Linked DNA regions of Homo sapiens: region 1 is linked to region 2. Evidence: chromatin contacts called from ENCODE Hi-C data. All regions are on one chromosome and are shown on one strand. Each heading gives the region's core, a stretch centred on a gene start or an enhancer-like site at or near the end of the contact. The rest is flanking DNA. Distances are from core to core; before and after follow the strand shown.

The links. A loop is a pair of places that touch in the nucleus more often than their neighbours do. Pooled maps may share reads with other maps.
Region 1: a loop to region 2 is called in a map of naive thymus-derived CD4-positive, alpha-beta T cell, with 6 times the contacts of the local background. The contact joins the promoter of GREB1L-DT here to the promoter of GATA6-AS1 in region 2. A Hi-C loop is called at or near these places in 1 of 168 maps with a recorded cell type or tissue (naive thymus-derived CD4-positive, alpha-beta T cell), 4 of 37 single-sample maps with no recorded cell type and 7 of 50 pooled maps.

The regions. Positions count from the first base shown.
Region 1 is chr18:21,239,899-21,244,184 of GRCh38, reverse strand. GREB1L-DT (GREB1L divergent transcript) reads left to right here and starts at 1,457. Exons shown (of 3, transcript NR_183513.1): 1 at 1,457-1,575; 2 at 2,850-2,908; 3 at 3,178-3,510. It overlaps GREB1L (GREB1 like retinoic acid receptor coactivator), which reads right to left and starts at 1,953. Exons shown (of 33, transcript NM_001142966.3): 1 at 1,792-1,953.
Region 2 is chr18:22,165,648-22,170,217 of GRCh38, reverse strand. GATA6-AS1 (GATA6 antisense RNA 1 (head to head)) reads left to right here and starts at 1,250. Exons shown (of 2, transcript NR_102763.1): 1 at 1,250-1,551; 2 at 1,835-3,320. It overlaps GATA6 (GATA binding protein 6), which reads right to left and starts at 629. Exons shown (of 7, transcript NM_005257.6): 1 at 536-629. RefSeq lists an enhancer at 2,481-2,984.

The DNA of each region.
Region 1 (4,286 bases), core at 208-2,707, 930 kb after region 2:
TATTAGTTTAATAGTTTTGCTTTCCACTGCATACTGTTCTAAGATTTTTAGCCCTCTAACTGATCTTCAAGGTAATAATTGTCCACATTTGGCTAAATAATCTCATGTCATCATGAGTGGGTATCAAGTTAATGGTCATCACCACGAATATATAGTTCAGTCTTATATTCAATCCCTTTCATCATCTATAATGTAATTCCATTTTAATAGACTTACGGAAAGATATACAAAAAATATACAACAGTGGCTGCCTCTGAGAAGGATGAAGGCTTGTATGGAGGAGAGGAAAGAGGGCTTAATTTACACTGTATACTCTTCACTGTTGTTTGAAATGTTTACCCTACTTATATATTCATTCATTAAACATTTTCCTCTTGAAATACATACCTATATGCATGTAACTGTATTACTAAATATTTCAACAATTTAATTTTTTCTCTTTTAAATAATTTTTCAGTATCATTCACAAAACCTCCTAGAAAATTTCAGCAAAGAGAAGAAACAACACAGTCACAACACTCAAAGCAGAGTTCCAGGATTTAAAGTCTAAGAACATATATAGATGAATGAGAGGTTTTATTAAGGGGGACTGAGTTCAAAAACCTTTTGTGGGAAAGCTCTTCCCTGTATTTAAACGGCTAGGTTTAAAAATGTGATTTAAGCAGGGATTCCCGCCTCGAGGCGGGGGGAGGCGGAAAAAAACACCTTACGGTGTGAAAAGCAGAAATTAAAATGTGGTTTCTATCCTCTCAGCCGGGGCCAGAGGAGTGGGTGGGGAGGATAAGGACCTTGGAACCGTCACGTTCACCGGAGAAAGGGGCAAGACTGAGGAGTTTCTCCAGGACCCGCAGCCTCGGTTAGAGGCAGCGGCAGTTCCGGGCAAACGAGTCGCGTTCGGGGACGTTCCTTGGACTCATGTAACTGAGAAACCCCACGCACTGAATCTCCACATGGAGTTTCCTCTTAATGGAGCTGGGAAGAGGGACGGCGGGAATGGATTTCCTTTAACGAGTCTCCCTCACCCTCCCCGGCCAGGGCGCACCTCACTCGCTGTCTGCTTGTGTCAGGGTCAGCTGTCAACACAACTCTTTGTGTCTCATTCGGAATAAGAGTGGTCCTCAGCCATGCACAGAAAAATGGACATGCTGGCCGGAAGACACGCGCGCCCGCTCGTGACGAAGTGACATTTGGTGTTGAGGAAAAAAACCCACAGACGCCGAGCGAGCGCCCAGCCACCTCTGGACGTTCTCAACTTTCCCAGGCTGAACTCCATCCATCCTCTCCCCGCCACCTCCGCGGCGCCCTACCTGTCGCCCGCCCGCCTGCCCGGCACCCCCTCACTGCCCCTGGGCTCGGGGAGACGAACCAGGTGCCCCCTCGCCGCCTCCGCCGGGGGACCCCGCGCTACTCGGCGCGCCGCAGCTCCCTCGTCCCACCCCCGGGCCGTCTCGCTCCCGCCACAAAGGCAGCGAGTAGAGCCCGGTGACAGGCCTTCGGCCTCTGGGCGCGGACAGCACGGCCGGGTCCCTTCGGTGGGCGACGCGAGGCGGCAGGGAAGGCAGGCACGGCTCCCAGGTTGGCACTGGCGCTCCCTCGCCACCCGCACGCGCTCCGCTCACACCCCCGCTGAGCTTCCCATCCCTCCGGAAAAGTCCGCTGCGGCGCTTCCCCGCGCGGCCAGGGCGTCCAGCCCGCCAAAGGGCAGCTCCTGCCGGTCACAGGCGAGCTCCCGCGCCCGGTTCGCGACCTCTCACCTCCTGCCCGCGCCCCGGAGTCCCCGCGGCCGCTCACCTGGCCCTAGCGGGGCGCGAGGGCAGAGGACCAGGGGGTGGCCCTCGGCTCGGCCGGGCTGGTCTCCCCACCCCCAGTGCCGTTCCCTGCGCCGCGCTGCGCTCCGCTGCTCCGGCCGCCCGACTCCGAGGTGCTAGCGCCGCCGGCGGCTGGCGTCTCTCTGGCAGGCGCGCGGTCCGCGCGCTCAGTTCCCCGGGGCGGAGCGAGGCGGCGGCCGCCGCAGCCGGAGGCGGATTCCTCAGGTGCTGCCCCTCCCGCCCGCCCTGGCCTCCGCAGCGGGGACCCCCGCGCCCCCTCCCCCCGCCCCGCCTCGCGCCTTCCCGCTGCCTCGGCGTCCGCGAGTGGCTTTTGGGGGTCCCTCGCCCTCTGTGAGGGTGGTGGGCGCGCATTTCTCCCCTACCCCCCTCCAACGACGCCCCCCGCCCAGCCTGTGGAGCCCTCGATGCGCGGTCCTCACGCCTCCATTCCCAAACCCCGCCGCACAGACGAACGCGCAGCCCCGCGGGGGTGTACAGGGGGTCGTGCGGGGGGGGGGTCTTCTGTGAGGGAGGGCTGCACCCCAGTGTGCTGACGCGCGAAGCCAGGAGGAAAAATTATTTCCCCTGGAGCCCGCGTTCATTCAGCCTGCTCTCGCCTCTGCGCAATTGCTTTCTCTGTTCACTGGACGGCGGCTGAAGAGCCCCAAGCGTGAACTCGGCCTGGGCAGTGGTGGCTCGGAAACCCTTGGCCTTTTGCATGAAGGGGGTAGGGTGGGGGCAGGGCGCGGACAAAACCAAACAAACCCGGGAGCTCCGGGCCCAAGCCGACTTTTGCACCTCCCGGAGGAGCACGCCCTCCGGCCCCGGGCCCCGGCTCGTCGGTAGCCTCCCGGGACCACGGGGACGGCTCCACCCCAGGGCAGCCGCGTCCAGCTGGCCCTGGGCCTTGACGGGTGCTGCGGGGAAAAGGTTCTTGAGAGATGCTGCGGCCCGGTAGAGAGATTTAGCTCCACTTTTCACAGCTGGAGGCTTTTGTTATTAGAGATGCGGCTCCATTTTTAAAACTAATTGTTGCCACAGATAGGCGACTACATCTCTGGAAGCAGCAGCTCCATGCTGGATGTGGTGGAAGAATCGAGGTAAGGAAAGGCTGATGTATTTTGAGTGCCTTTAGTGCAGTACAGCCCGGGGGAGCTCCCCGTGTGCGTGGGAGTGGGGAGGCAGCCGCGGCGCCCAGGCCCGGGTGGGTTGGAATCATTGTCAAGTGATAGGTACCATTTAAAGACATTGTCAATTAAACTAGTTCTCATACGATGTCCCAGTACTTTTGTTTGCTTGTCTTGCATTTTTCTTTTTTGCCATATCCGAAATACATTTTTTTCTTTCCTGTCACTTTTGATCCATGCAGAGGGAATGGACTGGAAGTTTGGAATCACCGGAAAATAACAAGGCATAGCTAAGCTGTGACTAGCAAGATAAACGATTTGTTCGAGGTTTGATTGTCCTTTCCCTCCTCCACTCGGAAGACATAGTTGTCTTTTTTTAAATCATGTTTTGTACCGAAATATTTTTATTTTATAATTGAATCCCTGTTGTTGGGCCTTTAAAAACCCATAGAAACATTGTTATGTGCCACGAAGGTGGGAAACACGGCTTTCTCAGTCATTGCTGTACTCCCACAATTCTGGGTCATGCACACAATACAGGTTTAGTAAATAAAATCCGTATGTTTTTGGCCCCACGCGGTGGCTCATGTCTGTAGTCCCAGCGCTTTTAGCCTGGGTGACAGAGACCCTGACTCAAGAGTGTGTGTGTGTGTGTGTGTGTGTGTGTGTGTGCGCGCGCGCGCGCGGGCGGGCTTTAAAATAACTACAACAGAAAGGTGCAGATGATTAGCAATAGCTAAAAGAATCCAAAGTCACTTAGTAAACTCATCATGAGAACTGGCCATACACGTGGAAAAGACAGTGCTGTAGAAACTGAAATTTTAAGTTCACCTGGTGAATATAAACTAAGCTCATAGAAGTTAAAGCAGGTGAGAATCTTTTGAAAAACTCAACCCATCACAAGGTCTGTAGAGTGTGTGGGGGTTGGGCAGAAGCAAAACACCTTCCAATTTAAAGATAAGGACACTGAACAAGGAGCCGCTTTAAAGTAAAACCACCAGTGCAGTTTTCTCTCTTAGTGCAAGGACCATTTGTTGAGTGCCAGGTACACTAGACCCTAGAAATGTGAAAGCAAATCTGGCAGTCACTCAAGGACCATAGTCTAATATTACAGGACTCTGGTATTCATTCTTCATCCATTCAACAGATATTGAGCACCTAATGTGAGTTAGACGGCACAATATATCAGTAGTAGTGGTGATTTGTCAGTAAACAAGGCAAGTCCCTAACAAGGGTAAAAGTGAGAGTAATCTATATATCCTGGTAGATTGAAAAGAGTTCAATGCCATCTTCATTAGATAACAAACTCCCAGCCGGGTACAGTGTCTCACGCCTGTAATCCCAGCCCTTT
Region 2 (4,570 bases), core at 1-2,500:
GAGAAAAGGAGGGGGAACGCAACGGGCTGGGGAGGGGGGAGCGTGAGACCGCCCCAGAGCCGAGGCGACCCCAAATGGGAGAGCAGGAAGAATGACAGGGAGACTCGGAGCGAGTGGGGGAGGGAGGTGAAATGCAGCCGGGCTGGCCTCCTCCAGGCTGCTCTTCCAAATCGCCTCGGCTCATCGGAGATTACCACACTAAAATTAATGCCCACACACAGACCTGGCTAGATAGCAAGAAAGAAGTTTCTCTGCCTGCCTAACTACCGGCTCCCGCCCCTTTGCGCCGAGATAACTCGGAGATAAGGCTGCGCGCAGATAAGCGCTTCGAGGAGAGAAAAAGAGACTAGAAGTTGGTCCGCGGTGTCCCGGGAGCCTGGGAGCCGCCTCAGCCCGCCCGGAGGGAAGGAGGGAAACACCGTCGGAGCCGACCGCGGCCTGGAGAGGGCCGGAGAGCCGGAGGCCAGGGGCCCGCGACGAGTAGGGGTGGAGGGGAGGAAAGCGGGGAGATCGCGCGAGGAGGAAGCAGCCGAACCTCGGGCGGGCGCTGCGCATGGAGAACGGCCGCGGCGGAGGGTGCTCCCAGGCGCGGAGAGAAGCCGAGGGCGCCAGCGGGCGAGCGCGAGTCCGGGGTCTGCGCCGCGCTGCTGGTGAATAAAAAGGAGAGAGGAGGCGCCTCTTACTGCTCTGCCGGAAAACTGCAGCCTGGGCTCCTGATTGGACTCACCGAGCCCTAAACAAACAGCGCTCGCCGAAGGGTGCCAGGCTGTGGGTCGGAACTGCGCTCAGCGAGCAGCTGGGCGCTGGAGGTGAAGAGGAGGAGGAGGGATCGAGGGGAGGAGAGAAAAGAGGGTGGGGAGGGGACGGCGAGGGGGGAGGGGAGCGCGCCGCCCAGGCAGACAATGAGAGCCGCGCTGCCTGCGGGCGTGGGCTGAGCCGCAAGCCCTGTCCCCGGAGTGGGGGCGAGTCCACCCGGGGGGCACCGAGCCCAGGGACCCCGGGGGAGGGGCGGAGGCCACAGAACGCCTGACCTGGCTAGCGACCCGCACCCATCCAGCGGCGGTGCACCCTCCCGCTCCCGCAGTCGCACACACACACCCACACGAGGGAGGGGGAGGGAGCCTTGGCACGGGAGGAGTTGGCAGTGCACAGTCCCGCGCCGCCGCCGCGGCGGGAGGGGCGCTCCAGACCTTGGGTCAGCACGCCCCCAGAAGGAAGGGGGAACGTGCTCTGCGCCCCCCCGCCCCCCAACCCCCGCCTAGCCCCTTCACAGCAAATGCGCTTTTTGCCCTGAAGTTGTGTGAGACCGACCTTAAACTTTCTCCGACCCTATCTCGGGATGCTACGGCTCAGGTCGTGGTGGTTTCGGGAACCTCAAGACAACATTCCCCAGCTGACCTTTGGGAACTTTAACTCGGGTCGTCATGTACGGAAAGGTAGTCTATGGGGTACGCAGAATGGAAAAGGGCTTCCACATCAGTCGTGTCCGAGGACGCTCTCCAACTTTTGATGTCCCTGGAGAGTTTCTGATATTTCCCTGGAGAGTTTCAGGTAAGTCACAGATAAGTCACTGCGAAGAGGGGGTGTCACCTTCCCTGGACCCAGCGCTAAATGCTGCTTCCCCACCCCCACGTTCATATACACACCCCCTCTTCGCTCCCTCCAAACAGTTATCACAACTCTGTACAAACTGATACGGTCCCTAGCGGGCAAAAGGGACTGGAAATGAACGTCGCGGGGTTATCAGCGCCGATCTGTCAGCGGCAACTCGCGCGGCCGCAGGCTCGTCCGCTGCAGGAGCCGTGATATATGTCTCGCTCCCTTTCGCTTACAGAAAGGATTTCTTCCGACAGACGTGACCCCAGAAGGCTGCCGAGGGAGACTTTAGGACAAGAGGCGTTGTTTTTGTGAGAATGAATTTTTATACTTTACCCCGACCCCACCCCCTACCCCCCGCCCAGGTAAATCCAAGTAAATGATTTTCTGAAGGTCGGTCTCCTAGAAAGCGTTTAGGCTCTGGTTTTTTGTTTTGTTTCTATTTTCGTGTTTTCCCAGTTAGGGAAGGAAGAGGAGCCTGTGCAGAGTTGAACTGGGGTGGAGAGGTGCCTTGTAAAGTATGGTTTCCAGAGATGGTGAGACCTCGTAGCTAAGCGTTGTTTCCTCTGCACGTAACTGTGAGTTGTGAACTTGTGGCTCCTGGGGGAGCGGGACAGGGCCTGGCAGTGCGGGGGAGGGGGCAAGGAATTCAGGAAGTTGGCGAGAATTCTTCGTTTTTCATTCTTCGTTGTAAATTGCTTCTAAACACTTCTGAATTTTAAATTGCTACCGAGAAGGTCCAGAAACCGTTCTCATCCAATTTAGTCACTTTTATTACGTTCCACTTTGCCTCCCCCAATCACTGCGGCGGCTCCCAGTTTCAGCGTGGCCGCATTTGGAAAAGGCTGAAGGTAGAAAACTCTGGAATGGAGAGGCTGGCGACTGGAGCAGGATCCAGGGGCTTTAAATTTTAACCTGAATGCGATCGAATGCGCGACTCCCAGAAGAGATAGCCAGGCGTCCGCCCGGCCGCTCAACCCCCGCCAGGACTCGGAATGCCTTGCTTTTGGTTCTTTTCGTGAGTTCCGACCAAATGTTTAAGTGGACTGGGTTTTGCAGAAGCTCATTTGTAAGCACTGACGGAAATGGGTTGTGGGCATTTGATTTCCTTTGATTCCAACGTTTTGAAATAATGTTTCTCGGATTTGCTATTCGAAGCAATTTTCTAAAAACTCATATCTTATTTGCTAAAAATAAACTCTTTGGCTCAGTTTGTGTCCAGGCTGTGTACGGCCTCCAACCCTGAGCCCCGAGGAGATCGAGCCCTGGCGCGAGCCTGATCTCTGTCCTGTGTGTTTCTTTGTATTTGCAAGTACAAGGATGTCTGCGTGGATATCCCTGGACACTCGATACCCCCCGGGGACCTGCTTTTCCCGCAGCTCCGCAGACGCGGCGGGAGGGCGCGCTGGCCCCGGCGCTGCTGGGACAGAGGTGAGCAGCGGGGTGGACATTGACCGATTCGACAACGTTCGGGCTCTAAGGGCTCGGGAAGGGACCCGGCATTTTACCCTCCAGATTCCCAATCTATTTTTAAAAATAATGTTCAAAACATATGGGAAAAATAAGTGATTGCTCCTTTTCATGGTCACAGATTGTATTTATTTTTTCAGACTGGTTTTCCAACCTAACGAGGGAATGGGTAGTGAATGTTGTTGTTGTTGTTGTTGTTTATGTTGGTTAATTTCGAAATAAAACTGTTTAACTCGTACAGTTGATTCAGACAGAAAACCAGGCTGCCTGACGTCTCCAATGTGCCTTTTCCCCAATGCATCTTTGGCGCTAGGGACCGCTCTGGGGAAGACAAGCATGTTTTCAAAGCCACTCCCATGAGCCCCAGACCCGCGCGTGGAGCTTCCTGGGCGCGCCCCAGCTGGTCTGGAAGGCCGGCAAATTAGGAAGTTTGGAGGGAAGAGGTGCACCCCAAACTAGGGAGAAACCCAAGAGCTGGGGAGAAGGCCCCCACTAGTGTCCAAAGTACGCGGACAGCTCTTAAAAGTTATTGTTTTCTTCGTGGGGATATATATTTTTTCTTTTCCTTCCTTTCCTTTTTTTTTTTCTTTCACCCTCGCATGTCTCCTCTTTCGGGATTTGCTAATCTTGAACGAAACTGTTCTCTCCGGACTGTTTCGACCCAATGAGCGGCCCCTCCTGGGCAAGTCGTCCCCCTTACCCTCACAGAGGGCTGGCTCCCGGGCGCGGCCTGTCCCCAGGGTTGATTTATTTCGGCCGCGCCACACCACTATTCGCGATTCGAATCCACCCAGAACACTGCAGCCAATTGGGCAGGGGGCGGGGGCTTGGCTGCCAAACGGGAAGGGTGTTTGGGGACCCAGTCTTGCGCCGCTTCCGGAGGAGCGGCGAGACCCAGCAAGGACCCGCGTCCCCGTGCACCTCCACCCCCGCAAACTCACGCTCATTTTACGATCCTGTCACAAAACTGGCTGCTTCGGCGATGTTTCATAAGGAAAAAGAATGCATTTCTGACTTAAAACATATTTTTAACTTAGATTTTTAACAGCCCAGATTTATGAGGCCTTCTCGCTTATACCATATTTCTTCCCGTCTCTGGGACGCTTTTACCCAAGGACCCGGGGTCACCTCAGAGCCCCCCACCCCTGCCAGCGTCTGGGGCCAGTGGTGGGTTCCGGGCGGCGTGTCCCCCACTCAGCGGCCGCACTGCACGGTAGGCCGTCGACCAGAGTCCTGGCGGTGATTTTCTTTAAGTTTAAATCTCGGGAAACCAAAAACACTCTTTAGAAACGTCAGGTGGTGGCGGCGGAAACTTGCAGGTCGCCCCCACCCCCAGCGCCGGCTCCCGCCGGCGGCCACTTCGGGGAAGGACCGCGCGGAGCCAGCGCCGGGGTCCCCGGGCGGTCGGAATCGAGGCCCGGCGCGTTGCGCAGGCCAGGCCCGGCCCGGAGGCCCCTTGCCCGGCGCAGCCCCCGGCCGACCCCCGTGCGCCGCCGGCGGCCGC